Regions from separate parts of the Homo sapiens genome. Here region 1 is linked to region 2. The links are chromatin contacts, found by Hi-C or POLR2A ChIA-PET in ENCODE. All regions are on one chromosome and are shown on one strand. The core of a region is the stretch at or near the end of the contact, and the rest is flanking DNA. Distances in the headings are between cores, read along the strand shown. Region 1 has its middle 53 kb from the start of PAPPA. Region 2 has its middle 100 kb from the start of LINC00474.

Evidence for each region. A loop is a pair of places that touch in the nucleus more often than their neighbours do. ChIA-PET counts read pairs that join two places held with the same protein, here RNA polymerase II (POLR2A). Pooled maps may share reads with other maps.
Region 1: a loop to region 2 is called in a pooled map, with 3 times the contacts of the local background. The contact joins two enhancer-like sites. A Hi-C loop is called at or near these places in 1 of 168 maps with a recorded cell type or tissue (mammary epithelial cell) and 1 of 50 pooled maps. POLR2A ChIA-PET finds 5 or more read pairs at or near these places in 2 of 52 experiments (AG04450 and OCI-LY7).

What each region holds. Positions count from the first base shown.
Region 1 is chr9:116,097,338-116,103,534 of GRCh38, reverse strand. No RefSeq gene overlaps it. Among named protein-coding and RNA genes, the nearest start is that of PAPPA, 53 kb to the left of the region's middle. Within about 2 kb of position 1,999, at least 2 of the 41 ENCODE cell types and tissues checked have a DNase peak (open chromatin) inside an H3K27ac peak, as active enhancers do; they include mammary epithelial cell, where a contact is called at or near this core.
Region 2 is chr9:116,024,872-116,030,649 of GRCh38, reverse strand. No RefSeq gene overlaps it. Among named protein-coding and RNA genes, the nearest start is that of LINC00474, 100 kb to the right of the region's middle. Within about 2 kb of position 2,954, at least 2 of the 41 ENCODE cell types and tissues checked have a DNase peak (open chromatin) inside an H3K27ac peak, as active enhancers do; they include mammary epithelial cell, where a contact is called at or near this core.

The DNA of each region.
Region 1 (6,197 bases), core at 750-3,249, 74 kb before region 2:
GAGTCATTTGAGATTTAATGGAATAAAATGCTAATGGCATTAGTTTTTGGGAAGTGAACTTGGCAATATCAATTTAATTTTAAAATATGCATGTGCCCTGACCTCTCCAATCCTTTTCAAGAAAGCTACCTTCAAAAGTATTTGCACAAACACACTAATATGCAAGTACACTAGAAAATTGTATACAATATCAAAAGACTAAAAAAACAATGTCTATCACTGAAGGCTTTTTACTAAAACAAAACAGCAACACAAAACAAGACTTTCCACTGTGGTATTCAATGTGGTCATTAAAAAGAATGATATAGATCTGTTAGTGTTGACACGAAAAAATTTAGTAAGTGATTGAGAACTGTAACATTTTGGAACTCAAAGAGTGCTCAGAGATAGAAGCCTAGCTCTCTTGTTTTACAGATGGGAAGATAACATCCGTAATGGTAACTGACATCATGACATCAGAGATGTGATCTAGCTATAGAGTGGCCAGGAAACTCTACCTGGTATATCTCCACTGCCCTGGTGTATAACAATAGGTCCAAAAGGAGAGAAGCCCTCAAGATTCTTACCACCTCATTTAGCCCCACCAACATCTGTGTAAATCAGCACCAAGCAAATCAACAGCCGTGTAAGTCAGCATGTAGAAAGGGTAAAGACAACCTTTCTCACAAGTCGAGGAGCCTCCACCTACTAGAAAGCACTCCTTATTTGTCTCCAGGCTGCCCAAAAGAATCAGACAGGAAGAATGTTGGCTCAGTGACCATCTGGTTTGGGAATGGGAACGGACGGCTGTCATGTTCTGAAAAGCCCATTAACGTTCACTGAATTATTCAGTTTCTTCCTTGCTCCTTCACAGAGTGATCTGTCTTTTACGGATCCATTCAGTGCTTTCCAACTTTCCACTCTTCAAGAAGGAAGTCATGCTTTGTAAACTTTCCTGTATAGCTGAGTGTGGAAGAAAATTCAATGCTCAGACCATCTTTGGTCCCATTTTATCCTATTCCAATACAGCCACTGATTTTGAAAGGTCGCTAGGCTGGGGTGGGAAAGCACTGGTGCTAGAGAATATGTATTCAAGTTCCAACTCTCCCATCATTAACACCACAAACTTGGACATGCTGCTTCACATCCTGAGTCCAATTTCTTCTTCTCCAATTTTACAGATGAACTGTAATATTACTTTAACTAACATGGGTCTTTAGATAACTAAGTAGAAAGAAATATATGCAAACCTGCTTGTAAACAAAGAATCACAAAACAAATTTTATATACACAGTACTTACTATTACAACATCGAGGTATTGGAAGGAAATCCTTATCATTTGTCTAAATTGGTCTTTAACTTTAGTGAGTTCTGATACATCTAAATAAAATTTGAAAAGCAACAAAACATGTAAAATTGACTTCAAAGAATTTTAGATTTGAACAGACTATTGCCCTTAGCATCATGATCCAGGCTGCTGTATTTACTATCAGAAGTTGAGTTCTGTAGTGGTTTAGAGACAAGAACTCAGTATTGTGTCTCTACCAATTTTTTTGGATATCAATGTTTTCCTAAGCTACTGTTCCCTCAATCTCTTCTTCACCTTTGCCTAAGGGAAAAAAAGAAGCTTAATAGAATGAATAAGTCACTTATCACTTATGTTTCAAAATACCCCTCTGAGCTAGGAGGGTCATCAGGGAATTTGGCATGTAAGACAAAAAAAAATGGCTTATATCTTTGGCAGACAAACACGGAATGAATAACAGGGACATAAATGTGATGAAGATTGAACAGGGAACAGTTGAGCAATTGAGTAACATGACTCATTCTTACCTCATTCATATTTATTAACAGTAATAATAGTCTGCAGAAGGGCTCCAATGTGTCATAGCTTTATTTGTTTCATCTCATTTAATCTTCCTAATAAACCTATGGTGTGAAGGTTAATTCTCACTTCTAAAGAAGGAGGAAACTGTGGATCAAACATATTGTGTAATTTGCCCAAGATTTCAAGATGAGTAAGAGATAGAGGCTTAACCAGGGTTGCCTAAATACAAAGAACTTTTGTATACAACACACCAGTGTTTCTCCTTGGATGGACAGACTTCACATGCCTTCCATGTTGGAATTGTGCTTAGCATATAATCAATGTCCACGAGATGTCCTTTGTTTATGTTGAGTTAGCATTGCTGCATAGCGGACAAAAAAAGCTAGAGAAAACTAAGAAACTTCTAAATAAATCACATTGAATGATAAGAGGGTAGAACCATTGCTGGTCTATACATTATAAATCCCAAGTTTTCCTCTTGTCTTGAACATCAATATATTGTGTGACTTTGGGCAAGGCACTAAACCTTTCAATGCCTCAGTTTTCCTGCCTGTAAACAGGGACTGTTATACTAGCTTCACGTATCTATCTGGGTGGTTCCAGAAATCAAATGAGATGTCAGGACAAGCACTTGGCAATAGAAAGGCATTGCTGTTATCATCGTTCTTTATGACTAAGCATAGGGTTTATGGTATCTCTCTCTGAAAAATAACTGTGATAAACTCACATAAGCAAAGGGCTGGGAGGATTGTATGCAAAGACATGAATGGAGGGGAGTAGGAGGTGTGTGGGTGAGCAAGATGAGTAATATGGGTACTGTGAGGCACGAGAAGTATTACAAGAGTTCATGGGAGGCTGAATTCAATCCAGGATAACAAGTCTGTAGGGTGAACTGGAGGTGAGACAGGTGATACACAGAAGTGGATTTTGGAAGAAGTCAAAGACGGGATTGATTGACTCACTTATTCACTTCTGGCCCCATCTCCTGCAACCACAAAACAAGTGTTAACCCCATGGAATAGCTTGAGGCAGAAAAAAAGTGTCTTTAGTAGGATTATACTGGGAACTTACTAAGTATATAGGAATGGGAAGATAGTCAAGAGCAGTAATTACAAAAAGAATAGTCATAAGGACGAAGTGATGTATTAAAAAGTGATTAAAACAGAGCATTGAATATAGCCAGCACTTAATGAATGGTAGTGATGATAGTGGTAATGTTCATTGGATGCTTAGGAAATATGAAAAATAGAAATGTATATAACGTAGCCCCTGACTTCAAGAAACTCACAATTGGCAAGACCATTCAGGAGGCTTGAAAGAGGAAGAAAGAAAATAGAACTCTCACAGATTGCTTACAAAATGGTTCTAATACCTCCACTTATTCCTGTATCCACATCTTTTGAAATGCTACTTAACAGCTTCCCCCATTAAGTGGAGTCTTTCTCTCTAACCCTCAAATCTGGGCTAGCCTTGGATTTTGCTTTGCCAGTAGAATGTGGCAGAAGTGACTGTGCTAGTTTTGAATGTAGGTCCATGAGGTCTTACATACATTTGCTTTGTCTCCTAGATCCTTGCCAGCTGCCATGAAGACAAGCCCAGGCTAGCTAGATAATGTAAGACACATGGTTGGTCAAGTGACCCATCTCCCAAGTTGACAGCCAATTGCCAAGCAATGAATGAGGCTGTCCTAGACTAGCCAGCCCCAATTGACCCACCAGAAGGCTGCAAACACATGTGTGACAACAGCTGATGTCTTCACAGCCTGGACAGATAAGAACTTCCCAGAAAATCTAAAGACTTGTGGGCAGTGAGAAATTGTTTTGTTTTAAGCCACAAAGCGTTTGAGTGGTTTGGTATTTAGTCATAGATAACTGATACTGGAATTGTATTCATTCCTATATACCACCTTCTCCTACCATCATCACTACTGCTCTGTGAGCTTTTGCATCATGGACCCCATTTTTCAGATGAGGAAAGAAAGATTTAGTGAAGTGAAAAGTAACGTATCCAAGGTCAGGGGACTAGAAGTGGTACAGTCAAGGCTTTACTCAGTCTGTCTGTTCCACATTCTATGTAGTTTATACTACATCACACTACCTTGAGTAAGGTGAAAAAAATGACTTGTGGGTTGATCAGGGTGTTTGGCTTTAGGACAAGGGTTGAATGTAGTGGAGACAGGAGAACAGGCCATCCATGGGTGGGGCTCCATGAAGGCATGCACCAAAGTTTGAGTAAGAGAACACCAAGAGTGAAAGCAATAAAGGTCAAGTGGGATGATTCTTGTCTAACCTTCTTAAATCATGAAAGAAAGGAAAAGTTGATCACTAAGTAAAAACAAGTCAGGAAACAAGGAGGGATTTCAGGAAGAAAGAATGACACAGGTGAGGGCTGGAAACATGGTGAATCAACATTCCCATCCAAAAAAGGTGTGACCTTAAGTGGGAAAGAAGAGAAATGGTTTAAAATTGGAATATCATAGCCAAACTTGGGACAGCATAGAATTTCCAGTAGTTCTCCAGCAGTACAACTCCCCCCTTGCAAGGAGAAACAAATTTGGAAGAGAAGTCTGGAAAGAGCATTTTATCAGAGCCTACGAAAATCTGTGTCTTGAACTATACCAGAAATCTGCATGCACCTTTTTCATTGCTCCTTTGTTCAAGATCCTTTCTCATGCTCTGTAAGTAAGGGAATTCTTCAAGGCTTTCTCCTTGGAATTGATGCTACTGCCGCTCACCTAATAATTATAACCACATGCACACTTCTAATCTCTCTGGAGTCCAGTGGAACATGAGACTAGTCCTGACCAATAAGTTGTAAAGATAAGTATTATGTGTCTTTTCCATGCCAGAATATTTAAGGGATAAACTGAAGATCCACCCACCAGAGGTCTTTTTCCCTCTGGTGCAGAGACAACATTGAAGATAGTGGTTCCATCAACTTGGTTTCCTAAGTCACAGCGTATAGGAGAGTTTCCCTGTCAACCAGTGATGAAAGCAATAAATAAACCTTTGTTATTTTAAACGACTGAGAGATGGAGGTTGGTTGTTACTGAAACAGACCCTACTTTCTTCTGAATAAGGAACATTCTTCTCTTTGCTGGTCAGATGAAAACGCATTAAAGTGTGTTCTTTGTAACATCAGTCCCGAGAGGTTATCTATTAAAAGAATTCTATTGTCAATAAACTCTGGGCAGCACTGCCTACCCTAGCATCATCTTAGAAAATCTATAAACACTTTGGAGCAAATCGGAGTATGCTATTCTAGACTCTGTCTTCAGCAAACTTATCTATTCTTTAGGTTTCAAACACCACATGTATGCAGCTTATTTCTAAATACACAACTCCTCACTCTTAGAGGTCCCCACATAGAATGTTATTCTGACACTTCCAGTTCAATATGGAAGATCTCATGATCTTCCTACAACTCAATCTGCTCCCTATTTGTTTACCATACTTCTCTAAAGATACTAAGACATTTTCTATTTTCTTATATGTATATAGTTCCAAGCTCCCTAAAGTCATAAAATTACTCCATCACTATATATGCCTAAACCAAGCACAAAAAATGACCCATTATATGTGTTAATAATGATTATTAAAAGGACTGGCTCCTGGGAAGCAGCTTATAACTGTAAGGATATTTATTCTATCCTTTGAAATATGACTTTTATGGAAAATACATAGGTTTTAGAGTTCAGGAAAGTTTGGTATGCATTTCAGCTCCCCCTTCATATCTTGCAAACTTGGCATGTTAATTTACCTGAGTTTTTTTTTTTTTTTTTTTTGTAAAATAGAGATAAGAATATTAACACGTAACATTGTAGTGAATATTAAAGTATACTTTACAGTTTCACCAAACATGTGAAATGTGCTTAAAATTTTAAGTTATCTTGTCTTTCCTCCTGAACAAATAATGATCTTTGCCAACATTTAAGTACTGTTGGTACCATTTGAGTTATTAATTTTCTGGAAAGAAAGTACAAGCTCTAGGAAGGTTATGTTTAATGTATCTTAGAAAATCTCACTGTGATCAGGTCTTCACTGTGATTTTGTTTTCTTACTACCTTCTGGTTCTAGCCACGTCTTTCTCTCTCTCCTCAATATGTTGCCTTGTTCCTGGGCATCATCATCTGTCATTCAGCTCCACCACCATTCTGGCTATTCCTTAACTGCTGTTGGTCTTTTCACTAACCCATTCTCCACATTGCTCCCAGAGTCATCTTCTATCTAAAACGGCAACTAACTCTCCTCCTGAGAACTTTTGAATGGGACCTCATTGCTCTTAGAATAAAGACCAAGCTCCCTTCATGGCTTGAATTACCAGAAAGGCACTTCAGGATGTGCCTCTCTGACTACTTTAGCCTTACCTCCTACCAGTCTCCTCTTTAAA
Region 2 (5,778 bases), core at 1,705-4,204:
TGGTTACTTACTATCATTTCATTTACTTTCTTTAATTATGATTTTTTTCACTTAGTCAACAACTTGTTTTGGGTATCTAAAATAATGTCAGAGCAAGGCAGACTTGAGAAAATTGACCAAAAGAAATGAAAAGCAGTTTAAAAAAATAGAGAAGAAAATGTTTATGAGAGACAAAAGAAATAAAACATAAATATAATTGGTGTCACTGAAAATGTGATCTAGACAAATAAAATATAAAAATAAAATAAATCAAACATTTGATTATATCACTCTTTTGTTTAATACATCAAAATGTGTGCTTTACTAAGGCTGAAATATATCTCCAAATACACATGGAATCCTCAAATTTTCTTCAGTGCCCTTCCTCTCTAGTGGGGGAAAATAACAATTATTATTAAATTAATAACTTGGAGTGCTCTGAAAATAAATTAGATTTCCTCAAAAGATAGAAAGTTCTCCACCACAAACAATGTTCCTCACCAAAGATAATGTTCATGGAAGTGCTAAGAGTACGGGAACATTTCTGGTAAATACAACACCATCATATGCAAAGGCAGGAAGGAGGGTAAGTGGAGATGGAAGGTAAGAAGCAAAAAGAAGAAAGGCTCCATTGGAAAGTACACAGGAGCATCCCATGAAGAAATTAGTCAATACAGAAAGGTTTGGGGCACTTTTGTCGAAAATTGGCATTTTTTTTTTTTTTTTTGAGACAGAATCTTACTCTGTCACTCAGGCTGGAGTGCAGTGGCATGATCTCAGCTCACTGCAACCTCTGCCTCCCAGGTTCAAGCAGTTCTCCCACCTCAGCCTCCCAAGAAGCTGGGACTACAGGCACGTGCCACCACACCTCACTAATTTTTGTATTTTTTAGTAGAGACGGGGTTTCACCATGTTGGCCAGGCTGGTCTTGAACTCCTGACATCAAGTGATCTGCTCACCACAGCCTCCCAACGGGCTGGAATTACAGGTGTGAGCCATCCCTACCCCCTCGCCAAGAATTGGAAATATTTTGACATTTTATACAAAAGAGGAGACATACTCAAATATTTGATTTGTTTTAATTTTCTTTCATTTTTCCTGATTGTATTCACAGTGACACCAATTATATGTATATTTTATCTCCTTTGTCTGTCTTTCATACACATTTTCTTTTCTAATGGTTTTAAACTGCTTTGTATTTCTTTAGGTCAATTTCCTTAAGTCTGCCTAGCTCTGACCTTATTTCCACCAATAAAGATGGTGCTTTTAATGCAGGTTTAAATGACTGTTATATTTTTCACTTTTATTTCATTACTGATCTTGCTTGCTGCCTTGCTATTTGCTTGTTTGTTTACATTTTTGTTTTTCCTTGTGTCCTCAAATATTTTTTGATCCCTTAAATAATTTAAAAAATTGTTCACATTTTATAAATTCAGCCAAATATTTGGTAACAAATGTAATTTCATCTGACAAGATTTTCAAAGGTATTCTTCAATTGCCATCCCTTTGTAAGTTTTGTTTTACCTTTTCTTTTTGTAGGTATTCGTCTAAATTCTATGCTGTCTCCCCTTGTATTATAATCCTCATTGAATAACATTAGTTTTTTTCTTTAGCAGTTTTGTAAAAAAATTAGTGGTGGTGGGAGAAAAGTCCTAGGAGTAGTAGGAGAACTCACCAACTCATAGTCTAATCCCTTCTAATATGGAATAGTATGTGTATGTGTGTGCATGAAGGGAATGTCAAAATGAGAGACAGGAGCATAAGGTTCATGTTTCTCCTCTTTGTTTTCACTGAATTCCATTGAAATTGGAGAGAAGAAGAAACTAGAGATACATTTACTTTTCCATCTTAAAACTCACGTATGCAACCAAAGAATTTCAAAAGATCATTCTAGCTACACTAAACAGGTTGAAAGTAAGATGGGAAAGGAAGCTGTAACAAAAGTGTAGATAAAAAACGATGGTTGCTGATTGGAAATAGAATGAAGGGAATGGAGGTAAAATTGACAAAACGCGATGATTTTTCCAGGCTCTACCCCCAGTAGCCTGTGATGTTTTCAAGGATAGAAGCTATGTGCATCCATATATATATATTTCCAAGCATTTAAACCAGTCACTAAGTTAATAACAATAAATCTTCATTAAAACCAGACAAGAATTTATATTTTAATTCCTATTAATTAAAATATTGTCCTGAACTAAATATTTTCTATTTCTTTTCAGAAACAACTCAGGTCATAGCAAGAGGATTTGTTTTCACAGCAAAAAGGATTTGTGTGAGACCATTTTCTTGGGGATTGTTGTGAGACATTTTATGTCTGTTTTCCTAAAAGCACTTTAATGCTTTGGAAGTAACCATTATGGGTAAGTCATTTCATTCTAAATGCCTGTTTGCACCTTTTAAAAATGGGAATAAAAGTAATAGTATTTATTTGATAGGTTTTACTTGGAAACAGTAAGTAAATGTTCAGTGTGCCTCCCACAGGCCTTATTTGGTTTAGATATTTCTCAAGGGAGCTCCCACTTGCTCTTTCTTCCTCATTTCTCAGAGAAGCTATCAGGCCTGTTTAGACTCTCATCTTGGACGTTTCATTATAATTTTTGCCTCCCTTTATCACAGTCCTTCTCACAGAGGTATGCAATTATATGTTTATGTGCTTGTACCTCCATTAGGTCAGAGACTATGCCATTTTATTCTCATCTCTACAAATACCTAGACATAGTAAGTCTTTAATACATTTTAAATGATTAAAAGTTGATTCTCAATTGCAGGTTTCATTTATCATAGGTGGGGATGCAAACACCCCTCCTGGCTCCTTTTCCTAGAAACCTGAGTTAAAGAAAGGCCACCCACAGCCTTTGGTCTTTGGGATGAACAGTGAGGCTCATCAGTAACAGAAGAAAAAAAGTTGTACCCATATTTGGAAAAACATGTCTCTCAGACATATGGGTTTCTATGAGCAAGAGTCACAAGCTATCATGTTTTGATGAGTCATAAATATCTTCGGTATCAACCAGTTCCAGAGGAAAATTGCTTTAATTCATGGAAGAATACATTCCATCACAGAAAAGACATATTTCTGAAACAGAATATAGAACCTTAGGAAAACAGATTCTTTAAAGGTATAAAATAAAGCAAAATTGCAATATCATCTAATAGCAAAATATTTTTGTTGTTGTCATTTGTTTGCTTTGTTTTGTTTTGCTCTTTTGAAAGGGTAATTTGTTACTTAGTAAGCCCTTTATTTTTATTTGGGAAATTAAATAGTTGTAACTAACCCAATGGAATTGTGTTTTGTAAATGTTGGCCTCTTATAAATCAATTTTACTTCCTTCTCTCTAGTGGTGTGGTAGCTCATCCTAGCAAGACAGTCAGTTGGCAATTGTTTTCTGAACTCCTGCAGGGTTCTCAGCAGCCCATTAAGTGATGGATGGCTAGAAAGCTGATGACTGAGAATTTGAGGAGGTGTGTCTACAGTTAGTCTAGTCACCATTTTATTGAAGCTGGCAGAATAATTATTGCGTTTCTTGAACTCTAGAAATTATTTTATGAAAGCAGAATATTTATAAGCTAATTAATTCTTATAATCAAACTAAATCATATTAACCAAATTTTACTCCTTGTTTATTATAATGAGTAGATTAGCCGTATTTTTGTGAAGACTTACTATGCACTGGATACATTTAATTAATGTAGATATCATTTAACTCTTTTTTAAGGTTGTCGGGGGTGAGTTGGCCAAATTCAGCCTGGTCCAGGGAAAGTCGGAATTTTCTCATTTGATTGATAGATCGAGTCCATTTTTTTAAAACAATTTTTTAATTATGAAAGCACTACATTATGTATTTTTAAAAGACCAAAACATTTTAAAAAGAAGTGGCAATCCCCTTTTGTTACTTGGATTATCATTTTTGGAATGGCACTTTTTAACTCTCTTACCTTTTCTTTAAAAATATATCATTTATTTCTTTGTTGTTAAATTTTCTTTTGAGTTCTTACAGAGCACAAGGACTTATATTTTTTGCAAACACACCCATCATCTTTCAATCATGATCTTACAAGTTTAATTATATCACAATTTCTGGTTTAAATAATTAAATCACTTGAATACCCAGATTAAATATCTGGGCATAACGTTTATGCAACTGCACAAACTTTCTTTATTCTATCGGATAAAATTTCATTCATTACTTGTATAGTTCTGACTATGTAAATATTGTGCTTGGCTGAATGCTATGATTTAAATGTTTCCCCACCAAATTTCAGGTGTTGCTGATGTGATAGTATTAGGAGATGCAGCTCTTAGGCTGTGATTAGGCCTTGAGTGCTCGGTCCTCACGAGCAGGATTAAGGTGCTTAAAAAAGGGGGGACTTCATGCGTTGTTAGGTCCCTTGCCCTTCCACCTTCCTGCCATATGAGGACATGATATTTCTTCTCTTCAGAGGATGTATCCCTCCCCAGAAAATCAAACCTGCTGGTGCCATATTTTGGGTTTTCCAGCATCCAGAATTGTGGGAAATATTAAAAACAAAAATCATATGATCATCTCAACAGATGCAGAAAAATCTTCCAATAAAATTCAACATCCCTTTATGATAAAAACTGTCAACAAAGCGGGCATTGAAGGAATGTACTTCAAAATAATAAGAGCCAACTATGAAAAACCCACAGCCAGCAACATACTGAATGCGCCAAAGCTGGAAGTATTCCCTCTGAAAACCAGAACAAGACAAAGATGCCCTCTCTCACCATTTCTATTCAATATAGTACTGGAAGTCCAAGCCAGAGCAATCAGGCAAAAGAAATAAATAAAAGGCATACAAATATGAAGAGAGGAAGTCAAACTATCCCTGTGTGCAGAAAATATGATTGTATACCTAGAAAACCCTGCAGTGTCTGCCCAAAAGCTACTTGATCTGATACACAACTTCAGCAAAGCTTCAGGATACAGAATCAACTTACAAAAATTAGTAGCATTCCTATACACCAACAACATCCAAGCTGAGAGACAAATCAATATGCAATCCCATTCACAATAGCCACAGAAAAATAAAATACCTAGGAATATAGCTAGCCAAAGAGGCAAAAGACCTCTATAATGAGAATTACAAAACACTGGACAAAGAAATCATAGATGACAAAAACAAATGGAAAAACATTTTGTGCTCATAGATACAAATAATCAATATTGTCAAAATGGCCATACTGCCCAAAGCAATTTACAGATTCAATGCTATTCCTATCAAACTACCAATGGGATTCTTACAGAATTAGAAAAAACTATTTTAAAGTTCATATGGAACCAAAAAGGAGCCCAAATAGCCAAGGTAATCCTAAGCAAAAAGAACAAAGCTGGAGGCATCACATTACTGGACTTCAAATGAAACTACAAGGCTACAGCAACCCGAACAGCATGATACTGGTATAAAAAGAGACACATAGACCAATGAAACAGAATAGAGAGCCCAGAAGTAATGCTGCATACTTATAACCATCTGATCTTCAACAGAACTGACAAAAAAAGCAATGGAGAAAGAACTCCCTATTCAATAAATGGTGCTGAGATAACTGGCTAGCCATATGCAGAAGATTAAAAGGGAACCTCTTCTTATACAATATACAAAAATTAACAGAAGAAGGATTAAAAATTTAAATCTAAAGCTAAAAACTGTAAAAACTCTGGAAGATAATCTAAGAAGTACCATTCTGAACATAAGACCTGGCAAAGACTTCATGACAAAGATGCTAAAAGCAATTGCAACCAAAACAAAAATTGACAATAGTGTTTAATTAAACTA